2 separate regions of the Homo sapiens genome follow, and region 1 is linked to region 2. A link is an interaction called in ENCODE POLR2A ChIA-PET data of the cell type or tissue named here. Cell type or tissue: Panc1. All regions are shown on one strand. Each heading gives the region's core, and the rest is flanking DNA. Links, peaks and the distances in the headings are about the cores only.

What was found. Peaks named below come from ENCODE experiments on the same cell type or tissue, not always from the same donor. Only the 100,000 strongest peaks of a DNase experiment are listed, where the experiment ranks them.
Region 1: POLR2A ChIA-PET joins it to region 2 with 14 read pairs; 2 of 35 experiments call an interaction of 5 or more read pairs at or near these places.

What each region holds. Positions count from the first base shown.
Region 1 is chrX:103,797,243-103,807,467 of GRCh38, forward strand. It overlaps a transcript of RAB9B not described here. Among named protein-coding and RNA genes, the nearest start is that of PLP1, 26 kb to the left of the region's middle. RefSeq lists an enhancer at 9,535-10,225. In Panc1, for the core only: no CTCF peak of the experiment used is centred there; no DNase peak of the experiment used is centred there.
Region 2 is chrX:103,579,519-103,589,743 of GRCh38, forward strand. TCEAL4 (transcription elongation factor A like 4) reads left to right here and starts at 5,997. Exons shown (of 3, transcript NM_001006935.3): 1 at 5,997-6,106; 2 at 6,701-6,773; 3 at 7,131-8,211. The coding sequence starts at 7,158. The coding sequence ends at 7,805. RefSeq lists an enhancer at 5,917-6,630. In Panc1, for the core only: no CTCF peak of the experiment used is centred there; a DNase peak (open chromatin) is centred at 5,944; H3K4me3 peaks cover 2,340 bases; H3K27ac peaks cover 2,262 bases.

The DNA.
Region 1 (10,225 bases), core at 4,772-7,271, 220 kb after region 2:
TGCTCAGTGCTAATTTAAAAAAAATTTTTTGTAGAGACGTGGTTTTGCCATGTTGCCCAGGCTGTCTCGAATTCCTGGCCCACCTCAGCCTCCCAAAGAGCTGGGATTACAGGCATGAGCCACTGCTCCCAGCCCCAAGGAAAGAGACTTTATTCCAGAGAACAGTTTGGACACCAGAGACACACAGCCTTAGGTGTAAAATGAAGGTGTGCTCCAGAGAGCAAAGCTAGGGTTATACTTTTACAGCAAAAGTTTATGCAAATGAAGTATTCAAACTCACCTAGTTCTGACTGGTTGATAGAACTGAGCCCTGATTGGTCAAGGCAACTGAGCCTGATTGGTTGAGGCAGCTAAGCCATGATTGGTCAAGGCAGATGATCTCAGATTGGTTGGTTCAGGTGAGCTCTGGAAGTCCCAAAGTTGAACAGAGGTGTGGGTTTTGGAGGAACTTGAGACCTCTGACCTATAGTTGGCAGATGGCCACTTGGCTCTATTTAAAATTTAGGCCCAGTTAGCCACTCAGGATCCATTTTGGAGCACTGCCTATTTCAGGTTCACATTTGTCATAGTACCTGCCAAAAACTCCATTGAGAGAAGCAGTGGTTAAGGGGGGATAACCTGAAGGAAGTGTACTCCATTCATTCCCCAGTCATCTCCAAATATTTTTTATTGTGCAATACTATGAGTAAAACATGTTGGAGCCCACATCCCCCCGCCATGACCTTGCTGCTCTAAGTGTGGTCTTAGAACAAGGAGCATCAGGATCACCCGGGAGCTAGTTAGAAATGCAGAATCTCAGCCTGATCTACACCCACTGAATCAGAAACTGCACTTTAACAAGATCCCAGGACGATTTGTATACATATTAAAATTTGAGCAGATTTGCTGTGTGTCATTATATAAAATGTACTGAAATATATATTAAACATATGCTTTAAATATTGACATTATATTCATGTACTGCTGTTCTAATATACACATTACAAAGCATGGAAAACAACATTTAAAAGTATAAGATAAATATGAAGTAATATTTTAAAATATGTTTTATTTGATAATATATACTTACACAATTTATATCTTATTTGAAACATGATATTATTAATATTTTAGTGAGAACAATGTGACTGAATATGCCTCATTAATTTTGAAATCATGGTTTAACATTTTAGAATACTGAGTTCAGTTTAAACTGCCCTTGGCTCGAATGGATGTTATAGCTGAAAATAATAACTTACAAAGATTCATAGATGTAAATGGATGCAGTATGACATTGGCAGTGTTCAATAAATTACGTTAAATTTTCAGCCTCACTTTGCAGTTATGCAAAGATTTTTGTTGAAATTTGACTATCAAATTTTCACTCTCCCTGCCATCATTTAGTGGCCCTTGCAAACTACAATTTTTTTTTTTTTTTTGAGATGGAGTCTCACTCTGTCACCCAGGCTGGAGTGTAGGGGTGCGATCTCGGCTCACTGCAACCTCCGCCTCCCAGGTTCAAACAATTCTCCTGCCTCAGTCTCCTGAGTAGCTAGGATTACAGGCATGCATCACCACACCCGGCTAATTTTTTATTTTTAGTAGAGACGGGGTTTCACCATGTTGGCCAGGCTGGTCTCAAACTCCCAATCTCGTGATTTGCCCGCCTCAGCCTCCCAAAGTGCTGGGATTACAAGCGTGAGCCACCGAGCCCGACCCAAACTAAAATATTTTTACAAATGAGTTCAAGCTATTAGAGTAGGTTGTTTTAGGCAAGTTAAACATGCCCTGTTACTTTAAATATATATATATATAATTTTATACTTTTAAGTGTTCTGTTTTTCATGCCTTATATGTGTATATTAGAACAGCAGTACATGAATATAATGTCAATATTTAAAGCATATGTTTAATATATATATTTTAATACATTTTATATAATTACACACAGCAAATCTGCTCAAATTTATATATATATATAGGGAAAAGAAGTGACACACATAGTTTTCAGCAGCAAAGTCACAAGCTGATGAAGGTATCTCCGCATATCTGTTTTCAAATTCTCTCTGTATGGCATATTTCCTTTGAAAGGCACTTACTTTCTCACTGATTGTTAAAAAGGCATATTTCCTTGACAAATCAGCAGAGTGAGAACACCAGAGTCAATCTTTTTAATATTTATTGATATTAGATATTAATAAAACTTTATTCTTATTTTAAGATTAAAAATTAGTACAAATACTAGTTCAAATGAATCATGTTGCAATCACCACAGAGTGCACACACATCTCACATTAGAGGTCATACTGTGTAGAAGTTTCTCCAAAACATTTTGAGGGTGGAAATCTCTTTCTAAGGTGATAAGTTTTTCAGGCCTCTACCATAACAGGTGGAGGGAATTACCCATTGGTTGAGAAAACATTTAAAATATACAACCAATTCAATAACGCTGTTTTAAAATTTTTTCTTACAGAAAATTTCAAACATACACAAAAGTAAAGAGAGTCCCTAAATGCAAAGAGCCTCATGCAACCATTACTCAGCTTCAGTAATGATCAATATTGAGTAACATTTTAAAATGAGTTTGTATTCTATTGATGTCCACACAGATGAAGACATATCATTCATTCATTTTACTGACAATCCTTGGTGTTCAGATGGATGCGGGGCGGGGGACTCCTTGCAGCAACACCTGCATTTTCTACTCTACCCCCAAGAGGACAGAGGACAAAGCTTGGGGATTGCTCTACTTTAGAGTCTAAAACATCTTCCTGATTTATGCCAGACCAATAGGTAGCAACATAATACTTGAATTGCTTCACAGTGGCCATCTTGGAATTATTTTTACTAAATTGCTCTGTTTTGTGATGTCAGTGACCTGTATTAAGGACCATTTTTTAAAAGCCGTCCTATGCAACAGTGGCTATGTTTACTATGGTCATGTTTTTGTGGGTGTCATTCATTATACTATATTTATCCAGAAGGCTACAGGGGACATATTTCTCTACAGTCTAGTATCAAAACTAGTTGTGCTTTATTTGAGTGTTGAAGTAAGAGCAGACTGTTATTATGATTCCTGATGTGTTTTGGATTTCTTTTGGTGGGGGTGGGGGGCAGAACACATTCATTGCTTTAGTAATTTAATCTTGCTGAGTTGTTGAAACCAAGTGAAGTTTCCAAAACCACCTCTTACTTTGTTGGGTTCTTTTTCTTTCTCTTTCCCCTCTCTTTTCTGTGGAAGTGTGAAAGGTGGTCAGAATTGAAAGAAGAAAGAAAACAGTTCTAGGTCTCTTCTTCCCTCACCCTCATTTCAAACTCTAGAATTCAGAAAACCGTAAAACACTGGACTTAGATGTGGTTTTGTCAGTAAGTTAATAGATGGATTCAAGTATGGTGAATTAACATCTTCTCTCAATCAGATCTGTATACTCCAGCCCTAATAAGAACTCTAAGCTCTTTACTCATTTTAATGTATCTGCGTGAGAGACCTTGTCTGGCAAAAACTTGGAGAAATAGGTATAAATTTGACTTGAAATGGCTCCATGTCAAAAGCTTTTACCTTCACAGGTAAGAAAGGCTTTTGATATCGTTCACTATCTTTTTTCCCCACAGTAAAAGCCTAGGGTAGCTCATTTCCAGGGCTGTTTTCAACATGCTGGGACAACTCCAATTGTTTCAAAGAGTATTAGGAAAATGATACAAATAAGACTTTAATGCAGTTCAATTTTAAATGCATATACCATACACCTTTAGGAAAAAAGAATGAGATAAACTAAAATAAAAGAAGTGATAGTTTTCAATTCTAAAGTATTTGGGGATTATTGCTTTAAAACAGGGTTACCAACAAGCATAGATCCATTGTAAGCTCTGCCTCATTCTCTCCCCTTCTGTCTTCCTGGGCTTACAGTGGAGTATGATGATGTCTCCAGGACTAGGTTTCCTGTTACCGTGGACACTCATGACCCCTCCTCCACAGTGTTCCAGCACCCCATTCTCCTAGTCTGAGTACCCACCTTGTTTACCATTTATAGTAGGGTTGTCCCCACTTCAGATCACTTTACACTTATTGCTCCAATCCCCTCCTAGGAGTGTGGCTCCTAGGCTCCTATCATTTGGTCCCACCACTTTCCCAGGTATACTGTTCCTGCCAAGTGGTGACAGGCCTCCTAAAGACCACGGCCTGATGTTCTCTAGGTTTGTTTGTCATTGGGCCTAGCATCTGCACTCTGTCCACCTTACTGAGTGTGAATAAATTATTGTTTCACCAGAAGATCCTGAGATCCTGGAACTGACAACCTGGGAATCTAACAATGGCAAACAATATGACTTTGATTATGTACCAGCATTGTTGTTTGTACTTTGCAGATATTAACTCATAAAAGCCTCATAACAGTCCAGAGATGAGCACTATTATTATCATCATTCTAATTTTAAAGATGAAGCAACTGAGGCACAGATAGGTTAACTGCGTTACCCAAAGTTACAGGCTGGTAAGTGGTAGAACTATGTTTTAAACTTAGGTAGTCACATTCCAGAGTCTCTTTACTTAACCACTGCTCTATGGTTCTCCCAGCACAGGGATACATCCTATCACAGGGGAGGAAGTCTTTAAAATGAAAGAAAACATTTTATATAACAAACTTTCCTGTTTGTTGTCCTGGGAGAGGGGCATGTCAAGGACAAAATGAGATTAATGAGAACAGAACACTGAGGGCCAGAACAGGCTAATCAGAACTTGGAACACCTAGTCTCTACCATGAGGGGAGTCAATGCCACTGTGCAACTTATGTAACCACTAAATACAGAACAAATTTTATCAAGAAATTAACAGTTAAAAAGTACATAATACATAAACACCAGTGGATAACTTACGAAGATACCAGCATGTTTAAGGACAATATTAAATGGATCGAAGTGGGTGCCTGAGGTGAGAGAGGAAAATAGGGGTAGGGATGATAGAAGAAGAAAGAGAGAGAGAGAGAGAAAGAGAGAGAGAGACAGAGAGAGAGAGAGAAAAAAAGGGAGAGAGACAGAGAGAGAGAGAGAGAGAGAGGCGGGGGTGAAGATAGAGAGAGAGGGACCTTGCCTGAAATGATAATGAAAATATACTAAGAACTCAGAAATACGATCAACTCAATTCTCAGCCACCTGAGGTTCAAATTAAACAAACAAATGATTGACCTGGAATGGCATCCTTTGCTCTTGAGGGCACTGATAATTTTTCTAGTTGGATACATAGAGTTTCTGATACATATTAAGGGTAAGCAGGACTACAGTTTAGGAAGTGGCTACATAGGAATGAACCTTGATGTAGCCTTTGCTTTACTGGGAAATGACTAGGTTATTCTTTGCCTCTGCTTTTCTTTGCAGTTACATGTGAAAATAAACTCATATCACCAGCTATCAGTGTATGATAGGTTACTTTTTTACAACTTTATGGTTATATAATTCATATACAATTGACCCATTTAAAGTGTGCAATCCAATGAGTTTTATTAATAGTATGCTCACAGAGTTGTGCAACTATGACCACAACCAATCTTAGAACATTTTCATCACCCCCAAATGAAGATCCATACCCACTAGCAATGTTTCCCTATTCTTTCACCCTCACACCCCCAACACTAGGCAATCACTAATCCACCTTCTGTCTCTGTGGATTTGTCTGTTCTGGGCAGTTCATATAAATAGCATCATATACTATGTGGTCTTTTGTGACTGGCTTACTTCCTTTAACATAATATTTTTGAGGTTCATTCATGTTGTAGCATGTATCAGTACTTTGTTCCATTTTATTGTCAAATAATATATATTTCAATTGCTGAATAATATATATTCGATTGCATGGGTATGACACATTTTGTTTATCTATTCTTCAGTTAATGAGCATTTGGGGTTTATCTGTTTCTTTGCTGTTATAATAGTGCTGCAACAAACATTCCTGTACAAGTTTTTGTGTGAACATATGTTTTCAATTCTAATGGATTTATGCCTAGGAGTAGAATTGCTGAGACATATGATAATTTTATGTTTAACTTTTTGAGGAACTGTCAGACTGTTTTCCATAGTGGCTGCAACATTCTACATTTCCAATAACAATGTATGAAGGTTGTAATTTCTCCACATCCTTGTCAACACTTGTTATTATCTGGCTTTTTAATTATAGCCATCCTACTGGGTATGAAGTGAAATCTCATTATGGTTTTGTTTTGCATTTCCCTGATGACTAATGATGTTAAACATCTTTTCATGTACTTATGGTCCATTTGTATATCTTTAGAGAAATGTCTATGAGATATTTTGCCAATTTTAAAATTATTTGTCTATTATTGTGTTATGAGTACTTTACATATTTTTATTTACTTATTTATTTTTGAGACTGAGTCTCGCTCTGTCGCCCAGGCTGGAGTGCAGTGGCATGATCTCAGCTCACTGCAGCCTCCGACTCCCTGGTTCAGGTAATTCTCCTGCCTCAGCTTCCTGAGTAGATGGGATTACATGCACATGCCATCAGGCCAGCTAATTTTTGTATTTTTAGTAGAGACGGAGTTTTACCATGTTGGCCAGGATGGCCTCCATCTCCTCATCTCGTGATCCACCCGCCTCAGACTCCCAAAGTGCTGGGATTACAGGCGTGAGCCACCGCGTTTGGCCTACTTTACATATTTTAGCTACCAGTTCCTTGTCAGATACATGATTTTCAAATATTTTCTCCCATTCTTTGTGTTGTCTTAACTTTCTTGATGGTGGCTTTGAAGCAAAAAAGTATTTAACTTAGATGAAGTCAAATTTATCTATTTTTTCTTTTGTCGCTCTTGTTTTTGCTATCATATCTAAGAAATCATTGCCTAATCTAAGGTCACACAGATTTTTACCTATGTTTTCTTCTAAGAGTTTTATAGTTTTAACACTTACCTTTACATCTATAATTCATTTTGAGTTAATTTTTGTTTATACTGTGAGGCAGGAGTCCAATTTCATTGTTTTCCATGTGGATATTCAGGCATCCCAGCACATTTGTTGAAAAGATTATTCTTTCCCCCATTAAATTATCCTGGCAGTCTTTTTGAAAATAGATTCATCATAAATGTAAGGGTTTATTTCTTGGTTCTCAATTCTATCCCATTGACCTATGTGTCTATTATTATGTCATTATTACACTGTCTTGATTACTGTAGTTTTGTAGTAAGTTTTGAAATCAACAAATGTGAGTCCTCCAACTTTATTCTTTTCCGAGTTTGTATTAGCTATTCTGAGCTCTTTGCACTTCCATATCAATTTCAACATCAATTTCAGCATCAGCTTGTCAGTTTTTGCAAACAAAACAAGACAAAACAAAACAGCTTGGATTTTGCCAGGGATTATATTGATTCTATAGATCAATTTGGGGAATATTGCCACCTTAACAATATTGAGCCTTTCAATTCATGAAAACAGAACACCTTTCCGTTTATTTAGGTCTTGTTTAACTTATTTCAATGAAGTTTTGTCATTTTCTGTGTACAACTCTTGCACTTTTTTGTCAATTTTTTTCTAAGTATTTTTGATGCTATTATAAATGAAATTATATTTTTAATTTTCTTTTTGGATTGCTTATTGCTAGTGTATAGAAATATGACTGATTTTTGTGTGTTGATCTTGTGTCCCGCTGAACTCATTTATTAGCTCTAATAGATTTTTGGGGCTTCTTTACAATTTTTTAATATATAAAATCACATCATCTGTGAATAGAGATTATCTTACATCTTCCTTTCCACTTTGGAGGCCTCTTGTATATTGCTTCTGCCTAATTGACCTGGTTAGAACTTCCATTACAATGTTAAATAAAAGTGGAAAGAGTGAACATCTTGTCTTTTTCTTGATCATAGAAGGAAAGCTTGCAGTCTTTCCCCATTAAGTAGAATGTTAACTGCAGATTTTTCATAAGTGCCCTTTATGAGGTTAAGGAAATTCCCTGTATTCCTAGTCTGTTGAGTGTTTTCTTTTATCAAGAAAGGGTGTTCAATTTTGTCATCTATTAAGATGATGATACATTTTTTACCCTTATTCTAATAATATGGTGTATTCTATTGACTGGCTTTCATATGTGAACCAGGTTTGCATTTCTGGGATAAGTCCTAGTTGGTCATGGTGTATGATCCTTTTTATATGTTGCCTGACTCAGTTTTCTACTACTTTATTGAGGATGTTTGCATCTATATTTGTGAAGGTTGTTGGTCTGTATTTTTCTTTTCTCGTTTTCTCTTTTACCTGGCTTTGGTATCAGGAGAGTAATGGTCTCATAGAATGAGTTGGGAAATGTTCCCTCTATTTTTGGAAGAATTTGTGAAGAACTGGTGTAAAAGCCTGGTGGAATTCACCAGTTAAGCTGTCTGGTCCTGGACTTTGTGGGAGGTTTTTCTCATTATTAATTTAATCTCTAAAATTTTCTGTTTCTTCTTCAGTCAGGCTTGGCAGTGTGTGCCTTTCTAGAAATGTGTTTATTTCATTTAAATTATTTAATTTGTTTACTAGGTTTTTTTAAAAATAATTTTCTTTATAATTAAAAAAATTCTTTAAGGTGATACTTTATTTCTGATTTTTGTAAGTCAACTCTTGTCTCTTTTCTTGGTAGGTCTAGCTAAATTTTGTTGATCTTTTCAAAGAACCAACTTTTGATTTTGTTGATTTTCTCTATTGCTTTTCTATTCTCTATTTCATTTGTTTACCTCTAATCTTTTTGTTTGATTGCTTTTGAGAAACAGGGTCTCACTCTGTCACCCAGGCTAGAGTACAATGGTGCAATCAGAGCTCACTGAAACCTTGAACTTCTGGACTCAAGTGATTTTTTCACCTTAGCCTCCCAAGTAGCTGGGATTACAAGTGTGACTCACTGCACCCAGCTCTAATCTTTGTTATTTACTTCTTTCTGCTTGCTTTGGATTTAGTTTACTCTTCTTTTCCTAGTTTTAAGATGAAAAGTTGGTTATTGATTTGAGATCTTTCTTCCTTTTAAATATAGGTACTTACAGATACAGTATAAATTTCCTCTAAGCACTGCTTTTCCTGTATCCGGTAAGTTTAGTCAGGTTGTAATTTCATTTTTATTCATCTCAAGGTATTTTCTAATTTTTCATGTGATTTATCCTTTTATCTATTGGTTATTTAGGTGGGTGTTAATTTCCACATATTTGTGAATTTCCCAAATTTCCTTCAGTTGTTGATTTCTAATTTCGTTGTACCATGATCAGAGAATATTCTTTAGATAATGTAAATCTTTTAAAGTTTATTGAGACTTTTGTTATGGCTTAACATATAATCTATCCTGGAGAATGTTCATTCTGCACTGGAGAAGAATATGTATACTGCTGTTTGGGGGTAGAGTTTTCTGTAGATGCCTGTTAGGTCTGGTTGGTATATAGTGTTATTCAAGTCCTTTCTTAGTTGTTTAGTTGCCTAGTTTTTCTACTCATTATTTCAAGTAAGATATTGAAGTCTTTAACTATTATTATTGTTGAATTGTCCATTTCTCCCTTCCATTCTATCAGCTTTTTGCATTATGTATTTTGAGGCTCTATTGTTAGGTGCATATATGGGATAGATTTTTGAAGGTTGTTCAACTTGTTTACCCAAGGTGATAAAAGAATGTACTCAGACCGCAGAAGAGATTTAACCAGATCTCTTCATGTTAGTCTCAAGGCTAAGATGGAAAAACATTGACTATTTGATAATATAGTTATGTGGGCCTTAGCAAATAAGTTCCTGAGGAAGGAAAAGTTAAAAGATGGGGCAGGGAGGGGGCGGTCCTCGTGGCCCAAAGCCTGCCTTATCTTCCACATGCCAGGACATAGGCTGTCACTAGATTCCATGCTGGTGGGAAGAGCAGCTCATGGTTGCATTTTACTCTTTGATGTTCCAAACACTCCTAAAACGAGATATTTTAAGAGAGAAATGAACAAATGAGAGTTTGCTTTGAAGTGCTCAGAAACCAAAGAATCATTCTAGACTCTTCCTTCATGAGTCATACCTAGTTCTGTCAGTCCTACCTTTTTCCTCTTATTATAACTGAAACCTGAATGATTGAAACAGCCTCATCTCTGCTCCTCCTACCCCTCTTCTAGCCCCAAGTCTGATCTATCTCCTCACTGCCGTCAGACTACTCTTTAAAAAGGCAATTCTGATCTCCAATCACTTTTCTGTTTAAAACTTTTTACTGAAAGCAAGCACAGTCAGTGATTTCTGTGGGGCTTTCCTCCTCTTCACCTCT
Region 2 (10,225 bases), core at 4,970-7,469:
TTATCTTTATGCTATTTTAAGTGGAATTGTTTTCTTACTTTCCTCTTTGAATAGTTCATTGCTAGCACATAAAATACAATTAATTTTTGTATATCAATCATATATTCAGCCACATTGCTGAACTCATTTGTTAGTTCCTACAGTTCTTTAGTGAATTATTTGGGATGTTCTATATGCAAGATCACATCACCTGCAAATAGATAGTTTTACTTCTTTCCTTTCAACCCGGATGCCTTTTATTTCATGTCTCTTGCCCACCCTGAAGATATCTGAATGTATGTCAGAAAATAAAGCTCTTCATTTTCCCTCAAATATTTAACTAATTATACAAATATAGTTTCTATAATAGCCTATTTTTTACTACTGATCAGAAATGTTTCCCTATCACACACTAAAAACTTGTATATTTGGGTGTGTTAGTGGGCTTTCTTGTTTTATTTCTCTTATTGTGCTTATTTCAGTACTATATTGGTTAAAATTGTAGCCTTATAAGTCATTCTGCTTCCTTGAAGTGTGAATTGTCCCACCAGGGATAAATGAAATAGCACGCCAGATAAGACAATGTAGCTAGCACAGTGCTGCTAACGTAAGTGGCATCTCTAGAGGGCAATATCACTTACTTGTGGCTGTCCTTTGTGTCCCGCCACACATAATAGTGTCACTATCAATTGGGTTGATGAACAGTTAATAAAGAATTATTTTTACTGTGTATTAAGTGCCCAATATATAAGGATTAATTATTTTTATAAACCAAACACCCAAAGATAACCAGATTAAACGGGTATACTAAGAAGATTATGTAACTAAACCTGTAATGATGGACATTTGTGCTGTTCCATTTTTTTTAAATTATAAACTAAGCCAATGGAATCACTATTGTAGTTATAATACAAACAAAGAATAAGTGTTCAATAAATAATTGCTATGGGAATCTTTTTAACATAAATTTTTTGAGACAGGGTCTGGCTCTTTCACCGAGGCTGGAGTGCAATGGCACAGTCACAGCTCACTGCAGCCTCTACCTCCCGAGAGCAATCAATCAATTCTCCCACCTCAGCCTCCCAAGTAGCTGGGACTACCGGTGTGCGCCACCACACTGGGCTAAATTTTGTAATTTTTGCGGAAACAGGGTTTTGCCATGTTGCCCAGGCTGGTCTCAAACTCCTGGGCTCAAGCAATCCACCCACCTTGGCTTCTCAAAGTGAAAATTTGAAATATAAGACTACTTTAGCACTGTATTAATTATCTCTGTGGGTACATCAAAAAGCTAGAAAGATATCAAGTTAACAACCTAACATCACAACTAAAAGAGCTAGAGAACCAAGAGCAAACAAACCCTAAAGCTAGCAGAAGACAAGAAATAGTCAAAATGATAGCTGAACTGAAGGAGATAGAGCTATGAAAAACCCTTCAAAAAATCAATGAATCCAGGAGCTGGTTTTTGGAAAAAATAAAATAGATAGACTGCTAGCCAGACTAATGAATAAAAGAAAAAAATCAAATAAACACAATCAGAAATGATAGGGGGATATCACCACTGACCCCACAGAAATATAAAAACCATCAGATAATACTACAAACACCTTTATGCACATAAACTGGAAAACCTAAAAGAAATGGATAAATTCCTGGACACATACAGCCTCCCAAGATTGAACCAGGAAGAAATTGAATCCCTGAATAGGCCAATAACAAGTTCTGAAATTGAGGTAGTAATAAATAGCCTACTAACAGCAACAACAACAAAAAAGCCCAGGACCAGACATATTCACAGCTGAATTTTACCAGAGGTACAAAGAACAGCTGGGATAGTTTCTATTGAAACTATTCCGAAAAAATTGAAAAGGAAAGACTCCTCCTTAATTCATATTAAGAGGTCAGCATCATCCTAATACCAAAACCTAGCAGAGATACAACAAAAAAGAGAAAACTTCAGGCAAATATCTTTGAAGAACATTGATGCAAAAATCCTCTATAAAATACTGGCAAACCAAATCCAGCAACACATCAAAAAGCTTATCCATCACGATCAAGTTGGCTTCATCCCCGAGATGCAAGGTTGGTTAAACATATGCAAATCAATAAATGTGATTAATCATATAAACAGCACTAAAGACAAAAACCACATGATTATCGCAATAGATGTAGAAAAGCCCTTTGATAAAATTCAGTATCCCTTTATGTTAAAAACTCTCAATAAACTACATATTGAAAGAACATACCTCAAAATAATAACATCCGTATATGACAAACCCACAGTCAATATCAGACTGAATGGGCAAAAGCTGGAGGCATTCCCCTTGAAAACCAGCACAAGACAAGGATGCTCTCTCTCTCACCACTCCTATTCAACATAGTATTGGAAGTTCTGGCCAGGACAATCAGGCAAAAGAAAGAAATAAAGGGTATTCTAATAGGAAGAGAGGTAGTCAAATTATCTTTGTTTGCAGATGAAATTCTCCTATATCTAGAAAACGCCATTGTCTAAGCCCAAAAGCTTCTTAAGCTGATAAGCAACTTCAACAAAGTCTCAGGATATAAAATCAATGTGCAAATATTGCTAGCATTCCTATATACCAACAATAGGCAAGCTGAGAGCTGAATAATAAATGAACTTCCATTCACAATTGCTACAAAAAGAATAAAATTCCTAGGAATATAGCTAACAAGGGAAGTGAAGGACCTCTTCAAGGAGAACTACAAACCACTAATAAAGGAAATCAGAGAGGATTTCAGTGAGGACCCAAACAAATGGAAAACATTCCATTCTCATGGATAGAAAGAATCAATATCATGAAAATGGCCATACTGCCCAAAGAAATTTATAGATTCAATGCTATTTCCATTAAACTACCATTGACATTCTTCACAGAATTGAAAAAAACTATTTTAAAACTCATATGGAACCAAAAAAGAGCCCAAATAGCCAAGACAATCCTAAGCAAATAGAACAAAGTTGGAGGCATCACACTACCTGACTTCTAACTATACTACAAGGCTACAGTAAACAAAACAGCATGGTACTGGTACAACAACAGACATATAGACTAACAGAACATAATAGAGAACTCATAAATAAGACCACACACCTAGAACTATCTGATCTTCAATAAATCTGACAAAAACTAGCAATGGGGAAAGGATTCCCTATTTAATAAATAGTGCTGGGAGAAATGGCTAGCAATATGCAGAGAATTGAAACTGGACCCCTTCCTTATACCATATATAAATATTAACTCAAGATGGATTAAAGACTTAAATGTAAAACCCAAAACTACAAAAACCCTATTAGAAAATCCTAGGCAATACCATTCAGGACATAGGCACAGGCAATTGCAACAAAAGCAACAATTGACAAATGAGATCTAATTAAACTAACGAGCTTCTACACAGCAAACAAAACTCATCAGAGTGAACAGACAACCTACAGAACGGGATAAAATTTTTGCAATTTATCCATCTGACAAAGGTCTAATATCCAGTCTCCAAGAAGCTTAAACAAATTTACAAGAAAAAAACAGCCCATTAAAAAGTAGGCAAAGACATGAACACACACTTCTCAAAAGAAGACATACATGAGGCCAAAAAACATGTGAAAAAAACCTCAACATCACTGATAGAGAAATGCAAATCATAACCACAATGATATACCATCTTAAGCTAGTCAGAATGGCTATTATTAAAAAGTCAAAAAACAACAGATGCTGGTGAGGCTGCAGAGAAAAAGAAACACTTTTACACTGTTGGTGGGAGTATAAATCAGCAACCATTGTGGAAGACTGTGGCGATTCCTCAAAGACCTGGAACCAGAAATATCATTTGACTGAGCAATCTCATTACTGGGTATATACCCAAAGGAATATAAATCATTCTGTTATAAGGATACATGCACCCGTATGTTCATTGCAGCACTAATCACAATAGCAAAGATATGGAATCAACTGAAATGCCCATCAATGATAGACTAGATAAAGAAAATGTGGTACATATACACCATGGAATACTATGCAGCCATAAAAAGGAATGAGATCATGTCTTTTGCAGGCACATGGATGGAGCTAGAAGCCATTATTCTCAGCAAACTAATGCAGGAACAGAAAACCAAACACCATGTGTTCTCACTGGGAGCTGAATGATGAGAACACATGGACACATGTCAGGGAACAACACACACAGGGGCCTGCTGGGGGCAGGGAGGGAGAGCATAAGGAAGAATAGCTGGTGGCTGCCAGGCTTAATACCTGGGTGATGAGATGATCTATACAGCAAACCACCATGGCACATGTTTATCTACATAACAAACCTTCACATCCTGCACATGTGCCCCTGAGCTTAAAATAAAAGTTGAAGAAAGAAAATTATCATTGTGGGTAACTATTAGAAGTGAAATTACTGGCACAAAAGATCAAATATTAATTTTTTTTTTTGAGACGAAGTCTCACTCTGTCGCCCAGACTGGAGTGCAATGGCGTGATCTCGGCTCACTGCAACCTCTGCCTCTCGGGTTCAAGCAATTCTCCTGCCTCAGCCTACCGAGTAGCTGGGATTACAGGCGCCCACCACCACGCCCAGCTAGTTTTGGTATTTTTAGTAGAGATGGGGTTTCACCATCCTGGTCAGGCTGGTCTTGAACTCCTGACCTCAGGTGATCCACCCGCCTCAGCTTCCCAAAGCGCTGGGATTACAGGTGTGAGCCACCGTGCCTGGCCGATATTTTTATTTTTAAATAATTTACAAAGTTGATCTTCAGAAAAATTTCACCAACATATTCAATAAGAGCAGGGGAGAGTGCATGTGTCCCCAGTCCTTCAACAAATCTGTTAAAAATTTTCATGTAATCTAATCTATCAGCATTTGTCTCTTTGTTGTACAGTCACACTGCGTATCGATTGGTCAACGACAACGGACAGCATAGAATACGATAGGCTATAGTATGTAGCCTAGGAGTGTAGTAGGCTATACCATATAGATTTGTATAACTACACTCTACGATGTTCGCACCACCACGAAATTGCCTGATGCATTTCTCAGAACATATCCCCGTTATTAAGTGGCACGTGACTATAAAGGCCTTCCACACCAAAAGCTTATGTGGAGATAAACGGAGTCTACCCATAAGAGAACAAACAAGTGCTACTTATTCACAGCTTTTTTATAGCAAGGAAGTCAAGCCACCATCATTTGAGTCTGGCAGAGATTCAAAGACAGGCAGGGGAGTGGGAAAGCTTTATAGTGGAAAACAAAAACACAAAGACTTCAGCTACGCTCTGATTGGATGTTGTTGACGTGAGGAAGCTAGAGGCAGGCCAACTAGAGGCAAGCATCCTATGTGATTGAATATGGGTTCATATTTGGGTTTTTCTTGTTTGTCATCAGGTCAAAAAAATTAAAAAGGCCAGAAAGGCTAGCAAATTGATTAAAGTCCTGAACATTTCTGCAGATGCTATACTTTGGCTTTTTGAGCTGCTTGCAGCAAAGGTTGTGGGTCACAGTTCTATTTTCGTATGTGGTCTGGTCATTGTATATTCAGTTTCTCACTTAAGATAAATTAATCGTTGTTTTATTTTGCTTCAAATATAACTTTATTTTTTATTCATTTGAAAATTTATGTTTGTACATGTCAGGAAAAAGGGACAATTTCATTTATTTTGGAAAATTTTTCTTAAGTTTTTTCTAAAGGGCAATATTCTATTCTTTATACAGTACTTAAGTTCACATTCATACGATTTTATCGGGTGGGTCTACGTTATTTCAGTGGAATTTAAGAGCAACATTATCAAGACTCCTCTTCTGGACCGCCCAACTCATTAAAAAAAAAACTGTGATTTTCATTAAGATTCTTTCTTTGATTAATTTCTTAACAAGAAAAAAAGGACAAAAGGGCCCAGGGAGGTAAGAGGGTACCTGCTGGAGAGGTGGTGGGTGGCTGGAAGCGGCTGGCTAGGAGGCGGGGCGTGGGGCGGTGGAACTCCTGGGCTGCGGCATTCACGTGATCTGCACGGGCGCAGATGTAGGCACCGGTCCGAGTGCCTGCCCTCTGTCCCCGCGGCTGGGTCTCGTCTGCTCCGGTTCCTGGGCTCCTAATTCTTGGTCCAGCTTCTTCCAGGTCAGTGTGCGGGCCTTCCACGCTGCCAGCGGAACACTGGAATGGCGGAAGGGGAACGGGTACGGCAGGGGGAAAGGCTGGGGGTGGGGTCGGGTCGAGTCGAGGGAAGCTGGCCCGAGTGTGGACAGAGATGGCGGTGGGAAAACGGCTAGGGGTGGCTGAGGGGGAGCACGTAGGCAGTGGGCAGAGGGTGAGGAAGGCGAGCACCCCCAAGTATCCATGCTCGCTTTCCAGGCACATCCTCTTCTCTGCCCTCCGTCCATTTTGGAGCCGGAGATGGTGGGCTGGGGCCGCCCCAGTAGTGAGACAGTGGAAGTAAACCCCATCTGCCGTTCCCGTGCGTAGAGAAAAACGTTGACCGCGAGGCTGGGGAGGAGAGTTGCCTCTGAGGAAGAAGGGCACAGAGACCCAAAATTAGTTTGGAAAGCATCCTGATTTGGTGCCCGAGGCCTGGAAAGAAATGGCGGCTGGGGTGCGGCGGAGGTAGGGGAGGAAAACGTTGGATGAGAAGGGCCTGGACTCAGGAAAGGGAACCGCGTCCGTGTGAGCCCGCTGAGCGCGCAGACCCTGCCCCTGTCTCCTGTCTGTCTGCAGGTCTGCGCGTCTGTTGTTCCCAGCGCTCTGCGAAGCCTGAAAAGGAGGAGCAACCTGTCCAGAATCCCCGCAGGTCCGTGAAAGTACGGGGCTGCATGGACAGGGGCCCACAAGGGTTGAGAGTGTGGAGGGCCCGGCCAGGGCCGAATTGGGGCCTTTCCCATTCCCCCACCCACATGAACACACACCTTACCAGGCTGAACCAGTGCAGAGAAAGTGGCAGAGCCTGTCAGGCAATGGCTGGCTCACGTGTGTGGGAGGAGTGGCGGGCTACGTGGTGGGCAGAAGGCCCTCTTGGAGGCCTGGCCAGCTTAGGGGAACCCTCATCAGGGGTGAGATGCAAGTACTATCCAGACCTGCATTCCACCCCATGCACTCAGTCTCCCATGTCTCCTCTTTGTCTCCTCTTTCCTCCACCCCCATCCCCCAGGACAGGAAAAGGAGGGGAAATCTCGACATGGAAAAACTCTACAGTGAAAATGAAGGAATGGCTTCAAACCAAGGAAAGATGGAAAATGAAGAACAGCCACAAGACGAGAGAAAGCCAGAAGTAACTTGTACTCTGGAAGACAAGAAGTTAGAAAACGAGGGAAAGACAGAAAACAAGGGCAAAACAGGAGATGAGGAAATGTTAAAGGATAAAGGAAAGCCAGAGAGTGAGGGAGAGGCAAAAGAAGGAAAGTCAGAGAGGGAGGGAGAGTCAGAGATGGAGGGAGGATCAGAGAGAGAGGGAAAACCAGAGATAGAGGGAAAGCCAGAGAGTGAAGGAGAGCCAGGGAGTGAAACAAGGGCTGCAGGAAAGCGCCCAGCTGAGGATGATGTACCCAGGAAAGCCAAAAGAAAAACTAATAAGGGGCTGGCTCATTACCTCAAGGAGTATAAAGAGGCCATACATGATATGAATTTCAGCAATGAGGACATGATAAGAGAATTTGACAATATGGCTAAGGTGCAGGATGAGAAGAGAAAAAGCAAACAGAAATTGGGGGCGTTTTTGTGGATGCAAAGAAATTTACAGGACCCCTTCTACCCTAGAGGTCCAAGGGAATTCAGGGGTGGCTGCAGGGCCCCACGAAGGGACATTGAAGACATTCCTTATGTGTAGTGTCCCTGGCAGGCATTTACCAGGCCATGTGCTTTAACGTTACGGTAATACTTTACTTTAGGCATCCCTCCTGTTGCTAGCAGCCTTTTGACCTATCTGCAATGCAGTGTTCTCAGTAGGAAATGTTCATCTGTTACATGGAAAAAATGTTGATGGTGCATTGTAAAATTAAAAAACACAACTTGCAGAACCAAATATATGGCATCAGTACATTTTTGTAAAACTACAAAGATACTTACCTAGTAATATAGTATAGAAAACAATTCTGAAAGCTGTGTCCACTAAAAGATTAACAGTGGTTATCTCTGGGTGATTTTTTCTGTTCTTTTTTGTTCATCTGTCCATTTTTCTCCTAAAAACAGATTTCTTTAGTCATAAAAATAATAAAATATAAAGTATTGGAAAACAGTGAATATTTGAATTTCATTCATTTGAATAAGCATTCAAATGAACTGCCCAGTGAACTTATAAAGACAGTGGATATACTTAAAATTCTTGTGAGGACATAAAATGATAGGTAAAAGTTGCATTACCTCTGGGACTGGAAGCTGGAGGAGTCAACTCGATGGTTATTACAGAGCCATTGCTGTAAGGGACAGCCTTGACATCTGTGAAATGGGGATAAAATTAGCCTAGACATGTGGAGAAGATCAAATGAGGTATTGAGTGTGTGAGCTGTGTTAGGCTGGCTCCTACTCTCTCCCCTTGCACTAGCAGAACCAGTGCCCAGTCAGATACTTGGGAAGGGCTGAAGGAGGGTCTCACCTGTGCCCAGAAATAAGTCCAGACAGCTGAGAGATGGGTGCCACTCTTCCTGGGTAATGCCATACTTGAAAGGTAGTGTGCCCCTTCTCATGGATCCTGCACCCTCCTAAGGCCCCAGCTGCTGCTGGTGGGCTGAAGACCATGATGGACTAAGCAACACTGTCCCAACAGAAAAGTGGAGAATTCCCTCTCTACCTACAATAGAATTATCCTAACTCAGGTTGTTAGTACCCAATTGTCACTTGGGCCTTGATGTTTTATGAAGTTTTTACAAAACACTGCTTTCCATGTTTTTTGTTGATTTGTGTATATTTTTGCATATAGCCGTTTCCACCGGATTTAGATAGTGGAGATTGAGCCAGGAGGAAAAGCTGAGTGACGAGATGGTGTGCTATTCTCATTTGTTAATCTCTAGTCTGCTAACACTTTTTTCTTAGGAATTGTCTCCCAGGAAATTTCTGTTAAGCCCTGCTTTACTATTTCAACAGACCCATCTACCTATGTGATTTTTTCCCCCTGGCTCTTGAGTAGCTTTTTATTTCCTTACAGTATTTTTTTTTAATAAACTTTTAGGATGGTTTTAGATCTACACAATTATTGCAAAGATAGTACAGAGTATCCCATATGCACTGTCCCCTATTATTAACATCTTACATTAGTATGGTACATTTGTCACTGTTAACCAATATTGATACATTATTATTAACTAAAGTACGTACTTTATTTGGATTTCCCTTAATGTCCTTTTTCTGTTCCAGGATCCCATTCAGGTTACATTTAGTCGTCATGTCTCCATAGGCTCCACTTAGCTGTGAGAGTTTTTCAGACTTTGCCTGTTTTTGATGACCTTGACACTTCTACGAAGTATTGGTCAGGTATTTTGTATAATGTCCCAAAACTTGGGTTTGCTTGTCTTGTGATTACACAGGCATTATGTGTTTTGGGAAGAAGACCAGAGGTAAAATGCCATTCTCATCATATAAAGGGGACATACCATCAATATATTTACCACTGTTCTTATCCTTGGTAACCTGACTGAAGTAGTGTTTGTCAGGTTTCTCCAAGGTTAAGTTTTATTTTTCCCTTTCCATACTGTATTCTTTGGAATAAAGTCACTATTGGCAGCCCACACTTAAGGAGTAGGGCATTATTACCTCCTTGAAGGCAGAGTATTGACAAAAATTATTTGGAATCCTTCTGCAGAGGATATTTGACTCTTATTCCCCACTTATTTATATATTCAGTTTATTTGTATCAATGTAGACTCATGACTATTTTATACTTTGGATTAACGCAATACTACTTTACATGTTTTTGCTCAAATTGTTCCAGCTTTGGTCATTGGGAGCTTTCAGTTGGCTCCTGTATTCATTTGACACGCTTCCATTGTTATGTTGTAGAGGGTTTTTTTTTTTTTTTAGTATTTACTTACATTCTGGCACTACAAGATGCTATAGCTTTATCTTTCATATTGCCCAAGTCCTAGAATTAGCCATTTCTCCAAGTAGCCCTGGTATCTTATGTTGGAGAATGGTGTTAGAAAAACAAGATCTGGGTGCTAGACATACTGATTGCTGCTGAAATATAATTGCTTCTAGGCCCTCTCAGTTGACATAGCAAAAAGATATATGTGTATATAATACCCATACATATAT